Regions from separate parts of the Homo sapiens genome. Here all the other regions are linked to region 3. The links are chromatin contacts, found by Hi-C in ENCODE. All regions are on one chromosome and are shown on one strand. Each heading gives the region's core, a stretch centred on a gene start or an enhancer-like site at or near the end of the contact. The rest is flanking DNA. Distances are from core to core; before and after follow the strand shown.

Region 1 (3,543 bases), core at 965-3,464, 470 kb before region 3:
TTTATTTCTTTGTAATTATGGCAACAGGATTTAAAGAAGAGAGCCACGGGAGTCTCTTGTTCTTGGTGAAAGAGCCACAAATCCAGATAAGGAGAATCTCAGACCACAATGAGACAGTGCTGATGTAAGAATAGCATTAAATAGGCGGGGCGCGGTGGCTCACGCTTGTAATCCCAGCACTTTGGGAAGCCGAGGTGGATCATGAGGTCACGAGATCGAGACCATCCTGGCCAACATGATGAAACCCCATCTCTACTAAAAATACAAAAAAAAAAAATTAGCCGGACGTGGTGGCGGGCACCTGTAGTCCCAGCTACTCAGGAGGCTTAGGCAGGAGAATCATTTGAACCCCGGAGGCAGAGGTTGCAGTGAGTCAGGATTGTGCCACTGCACCCCAGTCTGGCTACAGAGTGAGACTGTCTCAAAAAAAAAAAAAAAAAAGAGATAAGCACAAACCAAGAAGGGAAAGATGACTACGTGAACACCACAGTGACTCAACCATGAACATCTCCTTTACTTACACCTTCATATACAGGCTATTAGCTCTTCTTCAACATATATGCTTTGGACTGGTCTAGCCTGTAGGCAAGTTTGTTCTTACCATTCTTCCACCTGTCCTGGAAGCACCTTTACTGGGACTTCACAGCTACCTCTTTTGTGATCCATCCCCACAAGGTCTAGCTCTTAGTTAGCTGTCAAGAGATATCATTTGTGGCAGATACTGCTAGTTTCTTATCTAACTTATTTTCCACATCTCTTTTTTTCATTTGTAACAAAGCCCTAATTTTGTGCAGGTAGATTATCAAGGGAGGCTAGGTCCTTCCCCTAGTGACAGGGGCTGAAGCATGATGGGCCCCAAACAATTATTTATTCTTGGTAATAACTAGTTTAGGATGGGTACATGACACAATACATGTCTGTATATTTTACCTGGATTCTATTGTCAACGTTACCAACATGCTTAGGGTGGCAGAGAAGCACTGGGACCTTGATGTTGTCACTGGGCCACCGAATTAACCAACCTGTAACTGCTCTTTGAACATCCTTTCGGTGGGTTTTCTGTTACTTGTAGCTGAAACTATCCTATCAGATATTCCACAAAATCACATTACCTAAGTTGTCAAATCTCCTAATATTGTTTTAATAACCATGCAGCCATTCATTAAGCTTTTAGATACAGGAATGTGCCTGGCACTGGAATAAGGAAATATGTTGAGACTTTTCAGGCTTTTCTATCAAGGTACCTATCATTTTCGTCTTTTTTTTTCCCCAAACACCTTTATAAACTGGCAATTTCTTTCACTTACATTATCTTATAATCTTTGAAATTACCCTCTGAGTTAGCCCAGAGAGGCACTCTGAGCTGTTTGCAGCTGAGGAAAGCAAAGTTGTAAACTGGCCAAGATTACCAACCAATCAGTGGCAGAGCTTGGGGAGGAGCTCAATTTTCCAATTCCAAATGCCTACACCAGGGCACTCCCTCCTCCCCCAGCACACAATAGGAAATGACTGGCTCTAGGGTAGGCTGCATGTGAGGTATCCGGGGGCGAACAACGTCCTGCGACGCTAACCTATGGCTCTATTCTCGCGTGGGATCCTGTGACTAGGAAGCTGAAGCAGCTCGCTTAGGCTGCAGCTGCGGGTACAATACGTAATGCCTCTATAACACTTTGAGTCAGAGTCCAGCAACCTGGCCTACACCGATGTGAACGTTGTGAACGTACACAAAGATACTCCTTCATGTTCCACGGCCCCACCATCCGCTCAAGACACAAAGGACAGCTCAAGCCCAGGCTAGGCCCGAACCCCCGCCCTCTCAATCACCTTGCTCTGGCCAGACCGAAATTTCAGGCCTACAGGGCACTGTTGGCCGAACCCACATTTTGTTACCGATTTTCTTTCGAGTTCCGGTGTCTCCCAGTCTTCTTTCTGTCCTTCTTCTCGGAAACATTACGTCCCCCTGGGGTCACCCTAAGACTCTACTTCAGCAGGCAAACAGGCCCGGAGCTCACGGAGGAGACCCCGCCAGCGGAAGCGGAAATGGTTGCTTAGAGAAAAGGAGGAAAACTACCTCTCGCAGCTGCCCAGTGGCTACAGGTCCTCGGTTAAGGTGTTCAATTGGTCAACACAAAAGAAGGACTTCCCCTTCGGGAGAACTTCGACCAATCAAAGGGCAGGATGGCGGAGAGGGCTGAGGGCGGGTCGCTTCCGGCGGCTTTTCCCGCAGCTCCTGCGTAAAGGAGCATGAGAGCGTGGGAGTTTTGCAGTGGCCGTGGCGTTCTTCGTCGCGTCTCGGTCGGGCGTCGCTTTCTGCAGCTCCTGTCAGGGAGCGCGAGGCCTGTTATTAACCGCGGAGCGGTAAGTGGGCCCCTTTCGAGGCCGGGCCAAGAGGAGGAGCAGTCGGCGTAGGTTTTTAAGGGGGGGTTCGGAGGGAATCGAGGGAGGCTAGGGGTAGTGGAGGAACTTGGCAGCGGAATTGGTCCCTTTAAGAACTGTTCTCTCCCCCCGCAGCTTTGTCACGAAGTCCCTGTGGCGTCTTGAAGAAGGCATTCCCCACCCGCCAAATGGCGTCCATGCCCCCGACGCCCGAGGCCCAGGTGAGTCGAGGTACCTTTTTCGTCCAAGTTTATTGCTGCTTTCGGTCTCTGCCTGACCCCCTCCTTTGGAGGAGAGTTGGGCATGCCTGTTGTGGTAGGAGTGCTCCTGAGCCCCAAATAGCCCTTTGACCAAGTGTTCTTCGTTCCAAGACCACACACATAATGGTTTACCAACTTCCTTCTTTCAGAACTACCAACTGGGAGCAGGGACCTGTGGAGGAATCTCTGAGAGAGTTTCTCAATGTCTTATCTGTTTGTTTTGTTTTGTTTGGAGATAGGGTCTGGCCTTGTCGCTGGAGTGTTGCTTGTCTGGCTGGAGTGCAGTGCTGATATCATAGCTCCGTCTGGAACTCAGGGAATCCTTACGCCTCAGCCTCTCGAGTATCTGAGAGGCGCGCATACCACAGTGTCTGGCTACTTTTAAAAGTTCTTTTTTTTTTTTTTTTGATACAGAGTCTCGCTCTGTCGCCCAGGCTGGAGTGCAGTGGCGCGATCTCGGCTCACTGCAAGCTCCGCCTCCCGGGTTCATGCCATTCTCCTGCCTCAGCCTCCCGAGTAGATGGGACTACAGGCGCCTGCCGCCACGCCCTGCTAATTTTTTGTATTTTTAGTAGAGACGGGGTTTCACCGTGTTAGCCAGGATGGTCTCAATCTCCTGACCTTGTGATCCGCCCGCCTCGGTCTCCCAAAGTGCTGGAATTACAGGTGTGAGCCACTGCGCCCGGCCTAAAACTTCTTTATGGAGATGGAGTCTTGCTGCTTTGCCAAGGAACTCCTGGCCTTCAGCTATCCTCCCACCTCGGCTCCCCAAAGTGCTAGGATTAAAAGTGACTTTCTGGAATGGTTCCCAAAATTACAGATTTGGTACTTCTCCAATTTGAATGAATTTTTAAATTAAGCACATTTCTAGACTCCACACTCGTTGAGTAATAATAAATCCCAAGTG
Region 2 (3,332 bases), core at 805-3,304, 290 kb before region 3:
AGAAAGTGCCCCTGAGAACACCATGAAGGTGAATACAGCCTCGATATGCTTACCTGAAGACAGTAGTCTCGATGGGTAGGACTTAAATCCAATGTAGGAACTAGAAAAACAGACCATCTAGCTGGGTTTCCAAGCTTTTTTGTGGGCTGCAATACACTTGGATCAAAGGAAATCTTTCTTGAAGGTTAAATATGTAAAACAGTTAAAAAGTAGTGGCCGGTCTGGCATTAGTTGGGAGAGGGGGGAGGGGGTAGGAGGGAAGGAGGGAGGTCTATGCCTATGAAGCTCCTGAAATAAGAAACCTGGGCCGGGCGCGGTGGCTCACGCCTGTAATCCCAGCACTTTGGGAGGCCGAAGCGGGCGGATCACGAGGTCAGGAGAGCGAGACCATCCTGGCTAACATGGTGAAACCCCGTCTCTACTAAAAATACAAAAAATTAGCCGGGCGTGAAAATTAGCCGGGCGTGGTGGCGGGCGCCTGTAATCCCAGCTACTCGGAAGGCTGAGGCAGGAGACTGGCGTGAACTCGCGAGGCGGAGCTTGCAGTGAGCGGAGATGGCGCCACTGCACTCCAGCCTGGACGACAGAGCGAGACTCCGTCTCAAAAAAGAAGAAAGAAACCAGATGCATGTGCCTTCTTTGAGCCAAACCATTACCTCTCTGGCTCACAGCATGTTACTAGATTTGTTCAAAAGGAAAAAACAGAAGTTTCAGCAACCGTACTCTAGGGTTCTGAGGGGGCAGAGTTTGAGAATCCTTGCTCTAGCCCGCCTCTGCTGATTATAAGGGAGAAAACGGCAGTGCTGCTGTTAGGCTGATGTATCTGTTCCTTTCACAGCTTTGGTCATAACTGGTAATTACCATTTACTTGTTCTCAGCCTCCTTGGAACAGCGATCTTGCCTGACACGTGCACCCTCGCACGTGGCACAGTAAGTGGGACACATTAGGCACTCGGAAAATATTTGCTGTAAACATGAAAGAAGGGCGACAGGCTAATAAAGTGTGGAAGGGTTTTGGGGTCAGCACAGCCCCGGGACGTCCCATCCCCGTGGGCCGCGGGCCGCCCGGAATACGACGACTCCACTTGCCGGCGCTGCTCCCGGGATACCAGCGACAACAGCGGCTCAGTCCCGGCAAACGGCGCGTGGCCCCTCCGGCGAAAAGCAGCTATAGGCTGTTGCGGCTGCCAATCAGACCAACAGAGCCGCGACTCGGAGACCTCTGGGAGACGTGGGCCCCCGCTAATCCGCCCTCCAATTGGCTCGCGTGCTCCCGGGGCGCTCTGGGAGATGTGTTTCTGGGAGTGTTCCGCGCATGTGCATGCGTGAGGGCGGGGCGTCGGGGTCGGGCTGGAGTGTCTGTCGCGCCTTATGTGGGCCCCTCGGCAGAAGACGCACTTTCGGCAGAAGCCGCACTTTTGGCAGAAGCCGCCCTGGGTCCTTTCCCTCCCGCAGGCAGGCCGGGACCCCGGCGGGAATTGCGTGCAGGTCGGGTCTCGCTTGACCCCAGCGCCTCCCCGCGTCCGGGCACACTGCGGACAGTTCCTTTTTATTCTCTACCGCTACTTCCTCTTTATCTTCTGCCGCTCTTTCCACACGTCTCCTCCCCCAGGCCGCTTCCCTTTGGGGCGCCGGGCCAGGGAGGGGCTGCCGGACCGGAGACCCCGGACTCGCGCCGGTCTCCGCTCGGGCGTGGGGTCCGTGGGGCGTCGGCGGGAGGGGTCCTGGAGGAGACGGCTGTGCCGGGGCGGGACCCCCTGTCCTCTTAACAGACGCGCCCCTGACAGTCGTGCCAGTCGCCGCCCTGGGCTTTGGGGACGTCCGAGGACGCAGCTGGCGGTTCCTCCCGCGGTTCCCGGCACTGTTACTTCCCCGAATTCCCAGAACAACCCATTTGATAGGAAATGGAAACTGAGAAAAATCGAGTAATTTACTCACGTCACACGGCCACCAGATATTTGAATCTCGTATTTCCCACCACTTCGTGGCTTCCAGGCTCATAAACAAGAAGTTGCAAAACAGGGTGAGGCGTGGGAATGACAGCAGCACGGGGCGGGGAGTGGAAGGGCGGAGCACCTTAGAGGGCAGGATTCAGCAAACGGAACCTCAAAGGAAACAGTGTCAGTGCTGCTGCTTAGTTGGTAAGAAAACAAAGGGCCGGGCGCGGTGGCTCACGCCTGTAATCCCACCACTTTGGGAGGCCGAGGCGGTCGGATCGCGAGGTCAGGAGTTCGAGACCAGCCTGACCAATATGGTGAAACCCTGTCTCTACTAAAAAATACAAAAATTAGCCGGGCGTGGTGGCGCGCGCCTGTAGTCCCAGCTACTCAGGAGGCTGAGGCAGGAGAATCGCTTGAACCCCGGAGGCACATGTAGTGAGCTAAGATCGCGCCACTGCACTCCAGCATGGGCGACAGAGTGAGACTGCGTCTCAAAAAACAAACAAACAAAAAAAGGGAGTAGCTGCCTTCCAGACACAGTTTTGTTATTTTTCTGCCCCTTTCACTAGCCTGTCAGCCCTTTGGTGGCCGGGGATTGCGTGTCCAAAGCCTGGCTGCTAGTCAGGTTCCTATAAATATTGGTAGGACAGAGCGTATTAAAGTTTTTATTTTAAGATTTTTAAGCACAAGAAAGTTGAGAGAGTAACATGAATACTCACGTACTCTCCACCTAGATTTAATAATCAGAAAAAATTATGTGTGTAGGCCTTTATTTTTTACAAACCCTCTTGTTTAACGTTACCGCCTTCCAAATGAAGCTCATTGGTGAGTGGTGTGGGGATCTATTCAGAGCCCCATGACTGCAGCCCTTCAGCAGGGTTAAGGCCACCTGCCACACCCCACTTTGGGAAGCTGGCTTCCTCTCCTCTCCCTCCGTTTCCAAGCTGCTCAGGAGGTGCCCTCAGAAAGATCAGTTACAATTAGTGTTATCTGCGTAGGGGACTGGGCAGCAGATCTCATTGATCTGGGCTGGGATCGGCAGGTGGGTTGGTCCAAGTTGAGAGGGAGATCCTGCAGAAGCTCTTAGCTGCTGCAGGATTCAACACTAACTCCTTAAGGTAGCAACAAGGGCCCTTTGTAAAATCTGGCCAGAAACAGGTATCTTAGATGCATCTTCACACCCGCCAGTATCCAGTCTACCCTTATCATGTCAGCCCTGCTTTCAGAATCACCCAGAATCTGACCCTTCTGCCTCCACAGTGGTTCAGGGCCCTGCAGTCGCTTTCCTGCATTGTGACAATAGATTGCTTTCTCCTCTCTGTTTCCACCTTTCTCATCTCTTGTCTCTTATGGAAGCCAGAGTGTTCTCTTTTCTTTTCTTTCTTTTTTTGA
Region 3 (3,558 bases), core at 983-3,482:
CACCAGGGCAGCCGGGCGCAGCCAGGGCCTGCAGGCCAGGGTGCAGTGGATGATGGGCAGGGCCCCTGCACAAGAGGAGAGAACAGGAGAGGGCATGTCATTGTGAGGGTCCACCCGCCCTTCCCTACCCATGGCTTGTATGCGTGCCCCATGCCTCTCCCGCCGGTGGCTCCAGCTCCCATCCCTTGGGCCCTGACTCACCAAGGGTGTTGACAAGGCAGACCCCACACATGTCCAGGGCGAGGAGCCGGGCGTACACAGCGCTGCCCCCTTGGTGGCACATAAAGAGGTGATAGAGCACGGAGCCTGCAGGGGGTGCAAGGCAGGCCACGCAATGTGTGCCTCCCAGCCAGCCATCCTTGCCCAGCTGACCCCAGGGCATGGTCATTGGCACCAGCACCAGGAAGCCCAGCAGGGCCAGCCCTAGGGAGGGAGACAGTCATCTACCAGATAGTTTCAGTCACATCCTCAAGGGGACCACGGTTCAGACACAACACAGGACAGGGCAAGACAGGTCCAGGTAATGCTGTCATCCAGTTGGCGGCCTGGCCTTGGCCAGAGACAGGCCCTGGGCAAAAGGCTTTTGGCACTGGTTACTTATCATGGCTCAGGATGGTCTGGGAAGTAGAGACCATGATCCCCACTTTGCAGGTGAGGAAACAGACTTGGAGGGGCTGAGTGACCGGCCCCGGGTGAGCCCAGCAGGTAAGCAATGGCAGAGGACAGGCCTAGGCCGTCCCACTCCCACACTGCTCTCCCCATACAAGCAGGTCACAGGAGAAGGCTAAGGCAGCGAAACCTCAAGTTGAGTTGTGAAGAGGACACATGAGCAGTGATGCCAGCCCGGGGCCACTTGGCTTGCTCTTCCCAACCCAAGTCCTCCCCTCTCCATAAGTGTCCAGACAAATGGAGGCACTGGGCCTTTTTATCTTCTATAAAGGGGTGAGGCCAGGTGGGGGAAGACAAGTCCAGAATGAAGGGAAGGGGGCTTCGAGGGGCTTGTCCCATCTCCCCAGACCTCTCCCTGGGGAGTTTGATTCCAGCCTAGCCCTTTCTGGGAGGTCTCCACCCCTCCCTGCCGGCCTCTAGTACTGGCCTCCCAGGGGCCAAACGGGGCTCCGAAGGCTGCCCACCCTTGTGAGAATGTGGCCTGGCAAAAGCTCGGGAAAGGCACCCAGGCTGGGCCAGGCCGCTCAGGGCCCCTTGCCCGCCTGGGGCAGCTCAAGGACGGGCAGGGCTGTGTCAGCAGAGCTCCGCGGGGCGCGGAGGAGGGGCCGGACGCCTGTTGGGGGAAGAAGGAGCCGCCACCAGGCGGAGCCCCAAGACAGAGCGGCTTGGGGCGGGGGCGTCAGGACGGCGGCGCTGGGAGGCTCCTCCCGGGCCCTCCTCATCGCAGTCAACACCATCTCCCGGCTGGGTGCTGGCGGGAGGGGGTTCCCAGGGCGCTGGGATTACAGAGGCCGGACACCATGCTCCCTACCCCTGGGGCTCAGAGGGATTAAGCAGGCTCAGACCCTACTCTGCTCCCCTCTCCTGACCCGGCCCCCACCCGCCGGGAAAACGGAAGCTGGCAGCGCGGCCCGGGACAATGGCAGCTTTGTCACCGCGGCTACTGGCGGTGCCAGGGCCGGGGCAGCCCTGGACTTGGGCGCTGGGGCCCTCCTCGGCCTCAGTGCCCCCGGCCCAACGCAGGTAGGGCGGCCGGGGGTGTGGGAAGCGCGTTGCGGGACGCGGCTCACCGTGCGTGTAGATGTTGCCCAGTTCGTTGTGCAGGTAGAAGAGGCTGCGCAGGCAGCCCGAGCCGCTGCTGGCGGGCCGGTACCCGGTCAGCACGAACTTATTGAACTGCAGGTGCGGCGGCGAGCTGGCCCAGTCCAGCAGGCGCGGCCCGGCCAGGAACGCCATGGTCCGCACCGCGCGGGCAGCCCGTGCTCCTGCTGTCCCCGAGCCTCCTCCTCAGTGGGGCCGCAGCGCGGGAAGGCCCATCACTGCCTGGCGCCCGGCGCCCGGCGCCCACCCATCGCCCTGCGCTCGATCGGCGCACGCGCTGGCTAGGGGGTCCCAGCCCGCGCCCCTCCGGCGCTGCGCACGCGCGAGTCCGTCGCCCCCGCGCCGGGGCGGAGGCTGGGGACGCACCGGACGCCTGAGCGCACTGCGGTCGGCTCCGCCAAGGCAGACGCGCCGCAGGGACAGCTCGCGGCGGCGGCGGCGGCGGTGGCCGGTAGTCTCTCTGCAGCCAGGAGGACGGGCGCGGCCGGACGCGGGAGGGGACGCCAGGCTCCGCCCAGGCTCCTAGTTCCCGCCGGCCGGCCAGCGTTTCGCGCGCCGGGCTCCTGACGTCGGCGCAGCGAGAGCCAATGGGCGTGGCCGGCGGGGAGGCTCCGCCCCGAGGCCGCCCAGGCCTCGCCTCCTAGCATAGTGTGCGCGCTCCCAGCCTCATTTGCATGGGGTGGCTGTGGGCTTGCGACCCAACGTTCTGGGTCCTGCGGGCTGCGCTAGAGTGACCCTGGCACCTCGCGTCCCTCAGAACTGTGCATCCGGGCTTTCCGCGTGACACCCAGGTCTCCGTACCTTTGGGCACCCACCCTCGGGGGCATAGTCCTGCCACCTAGCCCTACCCTGCAGACGGGGCTCTGTCCAAGGTGCTGCCGGACGGGTCCGGCCTACATCCGGTACGCCCCCGCTCCAAAGTGATCTTTCCGCAGGCTGGACTCCCGAGTGCAGCAAGGCGCTCCACGGTACCCAGGCCTCTGAAGGCGTGCCTCACGCGCCCGCAGCCGTCGGGAGAGGCCCTATCCTTCGCGCTAGGCTTCTCGGAGCGTGGGCCCGGCCCAACTTGCTCCCAGTTATCGCCCACAAGGAGCACCCTTGCGGGGCCCTACCGAGGATAGACAGGAAACAGATTGGAGGCCAGGGGAGCAAAGTCGACCTCCGCCCCGTCCACCCTGAGCAGGGACCGGGAAGGCACCCCTTATTCAGCATAACGCTGCCCACGATCCTCCTCCCCTTCCACCCCCCGCCTTCTACAGGACTCCACCCACCCACCCATCTGTCTGTGTTCTAGGTCCTTCTCTGCATTCCAGGCAGCTCCACCAAAGTCTGCGTGCAACGCCCTTCATTTGCATGGACACACGCAACCCTCGGCGTTTGTATGGTCATTAACATGCTCCTCCCACCACGGAAGAACTTTCGAGGCCCGTACCAAAGTAGATCCTTTATTCAAAATCTGTGGGGGTTTTTTGACTGTTTTTGCTGACCTGTGACCTCTCACTGAGGACGGCAGTCCAGGACCACCCCCAGAGGGGTTCAAAGACCTCCGAAACCAGAGACCACCCCCACATACAGGTCCATGGAGAGGGCCTGGACCATCTGGACCCCCACGGTCAGGCCAAGTCCCAGATAATAGCACCAGATGTTTCCTGTCCGACTTTTGGTCTCCCCAAGGCGACCAGAGGCCGAGCTGCCCCTACACAGGCGCAAGGCCGAGGCAGGGCGCAGCACAGCATCTCAGGTGTCCATCTCGCCGGCGGCGGGCCCAGCGGACCCTCGGGGCCCAGA

Evidence for each region. Hi-C counts contacts between places; a loop is a spot of excess contacts on that map. Pooled maps may share reads with other maps.
Region 1: a loop to region 3 is called in a pooled map, with 4 times the contacts of the local background. The contact joins the promoter of ZNF597 here to the promoter of PAQR4 in region 3. A Hi-C loop is called at or near these places in 3 of 37 single-sample maps with no recorded cell type and 5 of 50 pooled maps.
Region 2: a loop to region 3 is called in a pooled map, with 7 times the contacts of the local background. The contact joins the promoter of LINC00921 here to the promoter of PAQR4 in region 3. A Hi-C loop is called at or near these places in 6 of 50 pooled maps.

The regions. Positions count from the first base shown.
Region 1 is chr16:3,442,175-3,445,717 of GRCh38, reverse strand. ZNF597 (zinc finger protein 597) reads left to right here and starts at 2,214. Exons shown (of 4, transcript NM_152457.3): 1 at 2,214-2,358; 2 at 2,512-2,597. The coding sequence starts at 2,565. It overlaps NAA60 (N-alpha-acetyltransferase 60, NatF catalytic subunit), which reads right to left and starts at 2,038. Exons shown (of 8, transcript NM_001083601.3): 1 at 1,881-2,038. RefSeq lists an enhancer at 1,805-1,954.
Region 2 is chr16:3,262,490-3,265,821 of GRCh38, reverse strand. LINC00921 (long intergenic non-protein coding RNA 921) reads right to left here and starts at 2,054. Exons shown (of 2, transcript NR_033904.1): 1 at 54-2,054. RefSeq lists enhancers at 1,074-1,143, 1,294-1,393, 1,834-1,993 and a silencer at 1,634-1,813.
Region 3 is chr16:2,968,022-2,971,579 of GRCh38, reverse strand. PAQR4 (progestin and adipoQ receptor family member 4) reads right to left here and starts at 2,232. Exons shown (of 3, transcript NM_152341.5): 1 at 1,740-2,232; 2 at 202-423; 3 at 1-65. The coding sequence starts at 1,905. It overlaps KREMEN2 (kringle containing transmembrane protein 2), which reads right to left. Exons shown (of 9, transcript NM_172229.3): 9 at 3,200-3,558. RefSeq lists silencers at 1,228-1,367, 1,638-1,757, 1,788-1,837, 1,848-2,017, 2,048-2,467 and enhancers at 2,728-2,807, 2,261-3,250.